Linked DNA regions of Homo sapiens: region 2 is linked to region 1. A link is a contact called in ENCODE Hi-C data. All regions are on one chromosome and are shown on one strand. The core of a region is the stretch at or near the end of the contact, and the rest is flanking DNA. Distances in the headings are between cores, read along the strand shown. Region 1 holds the start of PNKY (long intergenic non-protein coding RNA PNKY). Region 2 overlaps SIM1 (SIM bHLH transcription factor 1).

Region 1 (3,971 bases), core at 997-3,496:
GAAGCCACCAATTGTCTCCTGTTCTGTTTCTGAGATTTTTGTTCTGTTTCTGAGATTTCGTATAAACAAGCTATATTAACTCCTCCAAACAGAATTTATCTTATACACCGACGGAATGCTTCCTTTATGTTTTCTCCCTCCTAAGGCCTCATATTCACCGCTCAGGATTTAGCAGGCTTCCTTTGATAAATTACTCAAAGTAATCCTTGAAACAGCTAGACTATCTGGGTGACATGGTGTTAGATGTCTTCAAGCCATCCCTGTATATAAAATATTCACTTGCAGACTACAAAGGGGGGACTGTTTTAATGATAAAATTTATAACTTGAAGAAAAAGGGAAAGATATTAGTATCTATAAATACAGATAATTTTATTTCAAATACTGAATTAAGGACATTATATTTCACTGGTTTACACAGTAGTGAAGGTAAAATAGAATTGTTTGTATGTGAGGTATGGACAGAGTTGCCAAGCATATGACGTAGGAGAGTTTCAACTTTCAGAAAACTTTTCATTCTTCAAGACCTTTTATTACACAAGGACAGATGCACATTTAGGAATTTGCAAAATATAGGTATAGACAGTAACATACAAATTTATTGGAAGCTTTATTTCTTCAGGAAAAAATATGCTGCTGCATAATTAAAGATAGTAAGTTCTATCCTTTTTTTTTTTTTTTTTTTTTTGGTAAATGTTTATTATGTCTCTCCCAAGAACCAGCAACTTGGAAATGCATTTTCCATGTTCCTTATAAATGCATCCCCCAAGGCTAAAGTTCTTGAAGCTTTATAGCAGTTTTCATTAAAGCAGCCAGCTGCCTTTTTGTGTGGATTGGCTGTTCAAAGCTCTAGCTCCGAAGCCAGAGCCTCAGTTTTGACATTCTGCAGGCCCTTAGAAAAGAAGTTCCACTCAGAGGTTGGAGGGGGGCCTCACCAAATCAAACAGCTGCTGGGGTCTAGCAGAAGAGCAGGAAGCACAGGAATGAATGACTGAGACAAGGCTTTTTAAAAAGAGGAGGAGGAGTAGGGACGTTCAAACATGATCCTCTAAGGTGGATATAAGAAAAAGGAAACAGCAGTTTCTTTTTCTAGTTTTACTTAGGTTTAAACCAGCTGCTACCTCCACTCCCCCAATGGCCATCTCCTCAGAAAATTCTTTGTTTTCTTTTGTTTCCTGATTTCTATTATCCTGGGACTACATAAATAAGAAAAAATTAAGATCAAATGAATACCATTTCACCTCTGTTTTAGTAATTGTGTGCCTCCAGCTCAATGTATGGGAGTGGTCACGGTGGGTTTTCTGCCAACTCCTGGTATATAGAAATAAATAAATGCTATTTTATATATGGTGTGAGTGTGTTTACTAGATGAAATAGTTAATAAATTAGAGTTCAAGTTACAGTGCATGGACTGACCCCATAACTGTTACTCAGGTGGAAATTTGGGAGGTTTGTGTCAAGGTACTGGGTGCTACTAAGACCCAGGTCCGGCTCACTATCTCGAGGAGTGTGAAAGTGTGAGAGATAACATGGGTGTCTTTTTGGTGTAGTTCTGTTATTCGAGGATGTTTCCCCTCCACTCAGCGCACCCCGGCAAGAGGGAGTCGGCTCCGTTTCTTCAGACAAGTCCAGCTCAGGGTATTGACTGAGTAGAGGTTCCTCCGGACCTGGGAGAAGCTGGGGTGGCGCCAGCATCTCCTTACAGGTGCCTCCATCCTGTCCTTGCGGAAGGGGCTTAGGACACCCCGCAGTCCGCGCCCCGAGGTGGCGAGGCCCGCACGAATCGCCTGCTCAGCCATTGTCCTAGCGAGTGATCTCGAGGAGCTGTGCTGGATGGAGTGAGGGAGATATCAAGACACCTTGTCAGTTCAAAGCATTTTAGCGTTGTTTGAAATCCTCTCCACGTCAACGTAAGCAGCCTGTGTATTTGAACAGCTGCTTTGAACAGTGAAAGGGAATAAACTGATTCAAAACCTGGAGGTGTCTGCCCGAGACACCTTCAACGTGCTTTTATGCGGGCGGAGAATGGCAGGCAGACGCGCGGACTCTGCCCTGACAGGGTCAGCCCAAAGAATGGGCCCCAGAGCCCGGGGCGGGGGAGGAACCGGTGGAGAGGCCCCAGTCTGGACCTAAAACCAGCGAGAGCTCAGGTTTCGGGAGCCCCGAAGAGGTGCCGCGCTGGGAGGCAGACAAGGAAGCCCAGGGTGCTCGGAACCCGGCGTTCGCGCCAACCGGGCCCCTGGCGCCTGGAGGGGAGGCGGCGGTAGCTCGTGGGGAGGTGTTGCTCAGAGCCGCGGTGCGAGCCCAGCCTGGCCCGCCCGGTGATTGGCCGCGCTTGGGGGTGGGGGTGGGGTGCAGAGACTGAGGCCCCGGGTAGGCTATTTCTTTGTGTACTCCCGGGGATTTATTGGGTATATTAAACCCTGTTGGGAACGTTTCGGCTCCTTGGCCGCCAGCGAAATGAGACGGGGATGGAAGTTGGAGTTGAGACCTGGGAAGTCAACGTGGGAAGGATCTCAGCATTAATCGCCGGTGATGTCCTATCGCAGACAGGAAGTTTTGATGTACACGTGCAGCCTATTCTTGTCCCCTCACACTAGCGCCCTATGCCGGGAGGAGGGCGGGGGTGTGGGGTGGGGTGTGGAGAGAAAGATAAGAGGAGGAGGAACTTTTAAATTGATTCAGAGCCAGGCCGCCTCAGTTCCTTCGAAGATGTGTTTGAAAACTTCATTCTTCTTTCGAGTGTATCATCCTATGGGCTGCAGAAGGCCTTGTGCCTCGAGAAATGTGAAATTAAATCCAGAGAAAAGCAGACACCTGCCCCAGAAAGGTGGGGGAGAAGTATGAGCTGCTTAGCACTTGGACGCGGCCCTTCCCCAGGGCTGGATTCTTCTGTCCGTGGGAGCTCTGAGCTCCAGGTCCGCGAAAAGAAAGGCACGACATGTCAGGAGAAGATGCGGCTGGCGGGCTGTCTGTGCGCTCCCCAAGGCCCAGGGAAAGTCACGCGCCTAGCACAGGGGACGCAGGGCCGAAGCCGGGAGAAGGCGGTTCTGCCCGCCACCCAGCCCCTTGGCTCGCGGTTGCGGAGCCGCGGGCACCAGTCGCTGAGTCTGCGCGCTGAGGCTCGGACTTGTTCATTTTTTCCTAGCTAGACAAAGTTATGGGATTCCTAGCAGCCCCCAGGCGCGCGGCCAGAGTGGCCCCGCGCTTGCGCTGGGACGGAGCGACACGCTGTGTGTGTCCTCGCCTCGCCTCGCCGCGCGGGTGCGCGCGTGGTGGGGGTGCAGGTCCGTCCTGCTGGCGGCCTGTGGGCTCGCCCCTCCCCTATCCATTTCTCTCCCCCACACACGCTCATAAACACAGGACACGTGGAAATTCTCAGCCAAAGCGTCTTGCCCGGGCGGGTGCTCAACGTGGTGATTTATAAACAGCTCAGCCACTCTCCAAAGAGCATGACTCCTTGTTAGTCATGATGAATTTTCTGGCCCGCTCCAGTCTGCTGTCTGGATTCAGATGCTCAGAGGCCCCAAAATGCTCCCTCTGAGCGTTGATTTGGCTGCCCTCTCAAGCCTACGACCGCCGGCAAAACCAGCGATAGAGCGAGGGGTGAGAGGTGGGGACGCGATCCAGGTTCCCTGGGGTCTGTCATTCCCTTCCCGGCAGTAACTGTTGATTCGCTTTACAGCGCCCATGTACACACCCGGCCCTGCGTGGCGGTCACGCCGCTCCAGCCTGGGTCCGCGCCCAAGTTCTAGCTACCGGGCTTGCAGGCTCGGAAACTCGCAGGCGGCACCTGCTCTGGGCGGCTAAAGAACTGATGGCGCGACGCGCCCGCGCTCCGTAGAGCGGCGCTGCGGGTGCATGGTCCCATAGTCTTGCTCTGGAGTTCACTGCTGAAAGCTGAGCTGGGAGCTTGGCCAGGGAGCGCCAAAGACATAGACTAACCCCACCCGCTAGCGCCCACCGAAGTTA
Region 2 (3,971 bases), core at 520-3,019, 1.6 Mb after region 1:
ATTGAAACGTTTAAATTTGAAAAACATCTGGCATGTCAAACTATTTGGGAGCTTGTGGTTTTAAGTACTTTGTTTGAGGTGGTGTATTTAGAAAGAATTCACTTGTCATTCTCAGGCTTCATAGGGAAGTAGCCCTAAAAAACAAATGTATGTGGTAGTTCACTACAACCATGGAGAATCAATAGCCATCTATTTAATTTGCTAAGACAATGTAAATTAGTAACTTCCAGCCAGATGTGTGATATGCACATCAAACAAACTGCAACCTGTTCATTATGAAAATCCTGTCAACACACACTGAGCCACTTGATGACATTTCGTCTAAAGCAATTTCCACATTTGCAGCTATAAAAATTGTCCTAAGAATTTTTCTACAAGAAATTGAAGCTGAGACTCATAAAAGGGTAATCAATTTCAGCTTTTCATCTTGTGTGCTGTGTATATATGCTTCTGTGTGTTTATTTCCATTTTCATTCAGAGGTATAAAATGTTTTAACAATGTGCACCATGCTCTTTTTCCTTCTATTAATCATGTATTTATCCTCATTACATCTTTTTAAATGTGATGTAAAGTTGATCATCTAATTATACAGTTCTGAAGGAGTATGTAAAGTCAGGAATGACAGAATCAACAGAAGAAGAAATGTACACTTATCTACTGGAAAACAAAACAGAATATTTCAAAATGACTCCAAACATAAATTAAGTTTACCCATTGGGAGGTCTAACTTGCATTTGGATCATTTATATGGGTCTGTGTGACTATATACCCTGCTGTTTGATAAAAAATGATTACTAACCACAGGCACCCACCAGAGAACAGAGTGTATGTGTAATGCTTGTGATGTCTCAGACATACAAAGCACCTTCTTAAAGAATGTCCGTTTCCTTTCCATGGTAAGCGGACATAATTTTTCACCCTTTAATACTACTGTTTCACGGAGGGGGCTATTTTATGTATTATGCTTTGCCATTCTCTCTTGCATTTATTTTAATAATATGAAGAACTGTATTCATGAAATTGATAGTTTTGTTTCATGAAACCCAAAATGTTGGTGAATTTTGTTTTGTATTAAAATACACAGCCTTCTTGATATTACAAGAATTATATAATATTAACACCGTTTACTAAGATAAAAAAATTAAAAGATTATTCCTAATTGCCAGCTACTATTCTTGAATGTTGAATCCTCATCTAAGCCAAATTCATTTTCTAAGTCTATTGAATTAAATTTTTTTATTAAACAAGACACAGAACAAATAGTCTCACTGCCAAGCATAATATTTCCAACTACTACATTTTTAATTTGGCAATTTAAAACAACGTGAAACGAATCTAGTCCTTATCACCTATAGTATAGTCTGATTCCAAATAGCACCCCTTCACCAACTTCCTAATGTCTAAATAGCATTCTACTAAGTGCCTGGTGTGTCAACACTTCCAGCTTCCAAAGTAAACAACCCATGAGATCCCCTAAAATCACAAGAATTTCAACCTCTACCAAAAAAAGCGTGGGGAGAGCGCAACAGCACACACAAGAGTTCTTCATAAAGGCTTCAACCCTAAGCAATTCAACTTCCACAAACATTGTACAGAACACGCTTTCTTCACCAGCCGCACACCAGGCCACGTGATGAGCCTGCAGGGCCACACTGGCAACCAGAAACGATTATTGTTTCTAGAAAGAATAAGGCTCAAATGCAGGCCTCTGCAGCCTCCCTGTCATTCGCGCCCGCAGGTGGCACCCAGAGCTCCGCTCCTCACTCAGTGAAGCAATTACGCCCCGCGCGGGGCCTGGGCGCCGGCCAAGACTTGCAGCGTTCTCTTGGGTCCCTTAGCTTTCTACGAGTTAAAGTCAGATCCTCCTGGTCACTTAAGCCCCCTTTGTGGTTCAGGGGGGAAGCCACTCTCTCAGAACTCTTAACTTTGATTGGAGACTCTGGTTAAAATTAAGAACTTCAAACCCCAGATTTGAAAAAATGAAACAGATGTCCTGTTTGTTAACCATAAATGCCTCCGTACTTAGATCCTTTCCTCTCTCTCTCTTTCTTTCTGCCGCATTAAGTTTTATTTAATGCAGAGTTCGCTTAAAAGGTTAAGAGAGAAAAAGAAAGAGAAGAAAGCAAATATGGACTGTGATGGAAAAACTCCTAAATCTTTCTCTAGAATATAACGAAGAAAACCTCTTCAAAAAGATGAAAGTGTTCGATCTGCCTCCTCTTGGCGCAGCCAGCACTCGAGGGTCAAAATGGCATTCCCCGTGGCCCGAGCCTTGTCTAACCCGGCCGTGCCGCCACCCGCACTCTCGCAGAGAGCAGGGTCGCCTGGGGTGGGTGAAGGGGTCTCAGTCTTGCACTCACGTGAGGACATAGTTGACGCTGACGATACAGTGTGGCCTGGAGGAGCGACTGTTGTGCACGATGGTCGCGTAGCTCTGCACCCATACCCAGCCGCCGTGTTTCGCCAGGAACCTGTAGTACTTGGTGGTCACCTGTCCCTTCACCAGCACTGACGGAGAGACAGGAGGCAGATGGTGGTGAACCAGCCTGCCTGGGACTGGCCCCAAATGCAATCCCTGGTGGTAAGAATTGAGGGCTCCCTGTGGGCCCTAATAACTGCACCAGGCAGGAGAGAGAGAGAGACGACAGGCAAATTCCCAAAGGAACTGATTGTCCCGTGGTATTGCATCGAGCCCTCCGGTCACCCTTCTAGGGATGATACAGGGGTGGCCAGATGTCTTCACCATTAGCAAAGGGAGGAACACTTAGAGTTTGGAGGTTTCCTCCAGATTCGCTTTTCTAACTACGGAAGTAAGGCTCTGGGCAGCTGAGCTCCGGCGCTCACGATCCCTGCCCGGGAGATTACGCTCAAAGCAAAGCTGTATCAAAAGCCAGGCGAGTCAACGCAAGTGAGCGCCAGCCTTGGTTTTTGTTCATCTTTAGTGTGGTTCACAGATGTGAAAAAATACCAATAGGAGAGTAATATACCTTCGCCGGGGGCGGGGGACGTATTTCGCCCAGAAATGCTTCTTCCGCCTATATTAGCGGCCCGCGGATGTTAGAGAATTTAGGTGGGCCCAGTGTCGGAGAAGTCCCTCAGGAGGCCTCACACACCACCACCACCCGGCTCCCTGGGCTCCCACCTGTCCTCTTGCGAGGGATTTAAATCGTGGCTCCCCCACCCCCTAACCAGCGGATGCGCCAAGGTTGCTAGGGTACGGGGCAGGGTGGCGCCTTACGCAAATGGTGCGCGCAGCGCAGGTGGAAGGTGTCGCAGCCGTGCACATGGTGGTACAGAGTCTTCTCAATCAGGTCCTGAGGTTCGTACCCCGTCAGCTCCGCCACCCTGAGGAGAGCAATCCCTGCAGGATGAATGCAGGCGCGGGTGCAGGGATGCCCTCCCCACACACCCTCGACAGCCGTCTGACACCTAGCTGTCCGCCCTCACTTTCCAGGGCCGATTCAGTCGCCTCATGTGCAAAATGGGCTCATAGGATAGACGGAAATCTCTCAGTCACTAAGCAGGGCCGCCCTCAGGCTAGGAGAGGCCCTTTCCGGCCCTGCCCACCCACCTGGAGTCCAGAAAGATGAGCTTCATGTCCAGGCTGGCGCGGAACATAAACATATTGCTGTGTAGCTTGATCTCCGTGACGGCGCTGGGAGGCAGCGAGTGGCCCACGGCCACCAGGCCCACGTTTTGGTAGCAGCCGTCGAAGGGGGACATGTCCAGGCTGTACTGGCGGATCTTCAAGTAGCCGCTGCAGTGGATGACCTGAGGCAGAGGGATAGGGAGGGAGACTCAGCCACAGGTAGGAAGAGCCCCCAAAAGGTGGAGAAGGGGTTGAAACATGTTGAAACTCTGCTTAGCCCCAAAGCAGTGCTGACCACGCCCGTGCACTAAGGAATCCAAAGTTACTGGTGCTCTAAGGTGTCTTAAGAAAGTGACTGCACAGCCACACTGAACTCACCTG

What was found. Hi-C counts contacts between places; a loop is a spot of excess contacts on that map. Pooled maps may share reads with other maps.
Region 2: a loop to region 1 is called in a pooled map, with 16 times the contacts of the local background. The contact joins the enhancer-like site here to the promoter of PNKY in region 1. A Hi-C loop is called at or near these places in 1 of 168 maps with a recorded cell type or tissue (CD4-positive, alpha-beta T cell), 13 of 37 single-sample maps with no recorded cell type and 11 of 50 pooled maps.

The regions. Positions count from the first base shown.
Region 1 is chr6:98,829,454-98,833,424 of GRCh38, forward strand. It overlaps PNKY (long intergenic non-protein coding RNA PNKY), which reads right to left and starts at 2,247. Exons shown (of 1, transcript NR_148381.1): 1 at 688-2,247.
Region 2 is chr6:100,444,907-100,448,877 of GRCh38, forward strand. It overlaps SIM1 (SIM bHLH transcription factor 1), which reads right to left. Exons shown (of 12, transcript NM_005068.3): 7 at 3,573-3,772; 8 at 3,240-3,346; 9 at 2,362-2,509. Among named protein-coding and RNA genes, the nearest start is that of SIM1, 18 kb to the right of the region's middle. RefSeq lists enhancers at 1,206-1,888, 2,571-3,252, 3,253-3,934. Within about 2 kb of position 1,770, at least 2 of the 41 ENCODE cell types and tissues checked have a DNase peak (open chromatin) inside an H3K27ac peak, as active enhancers do.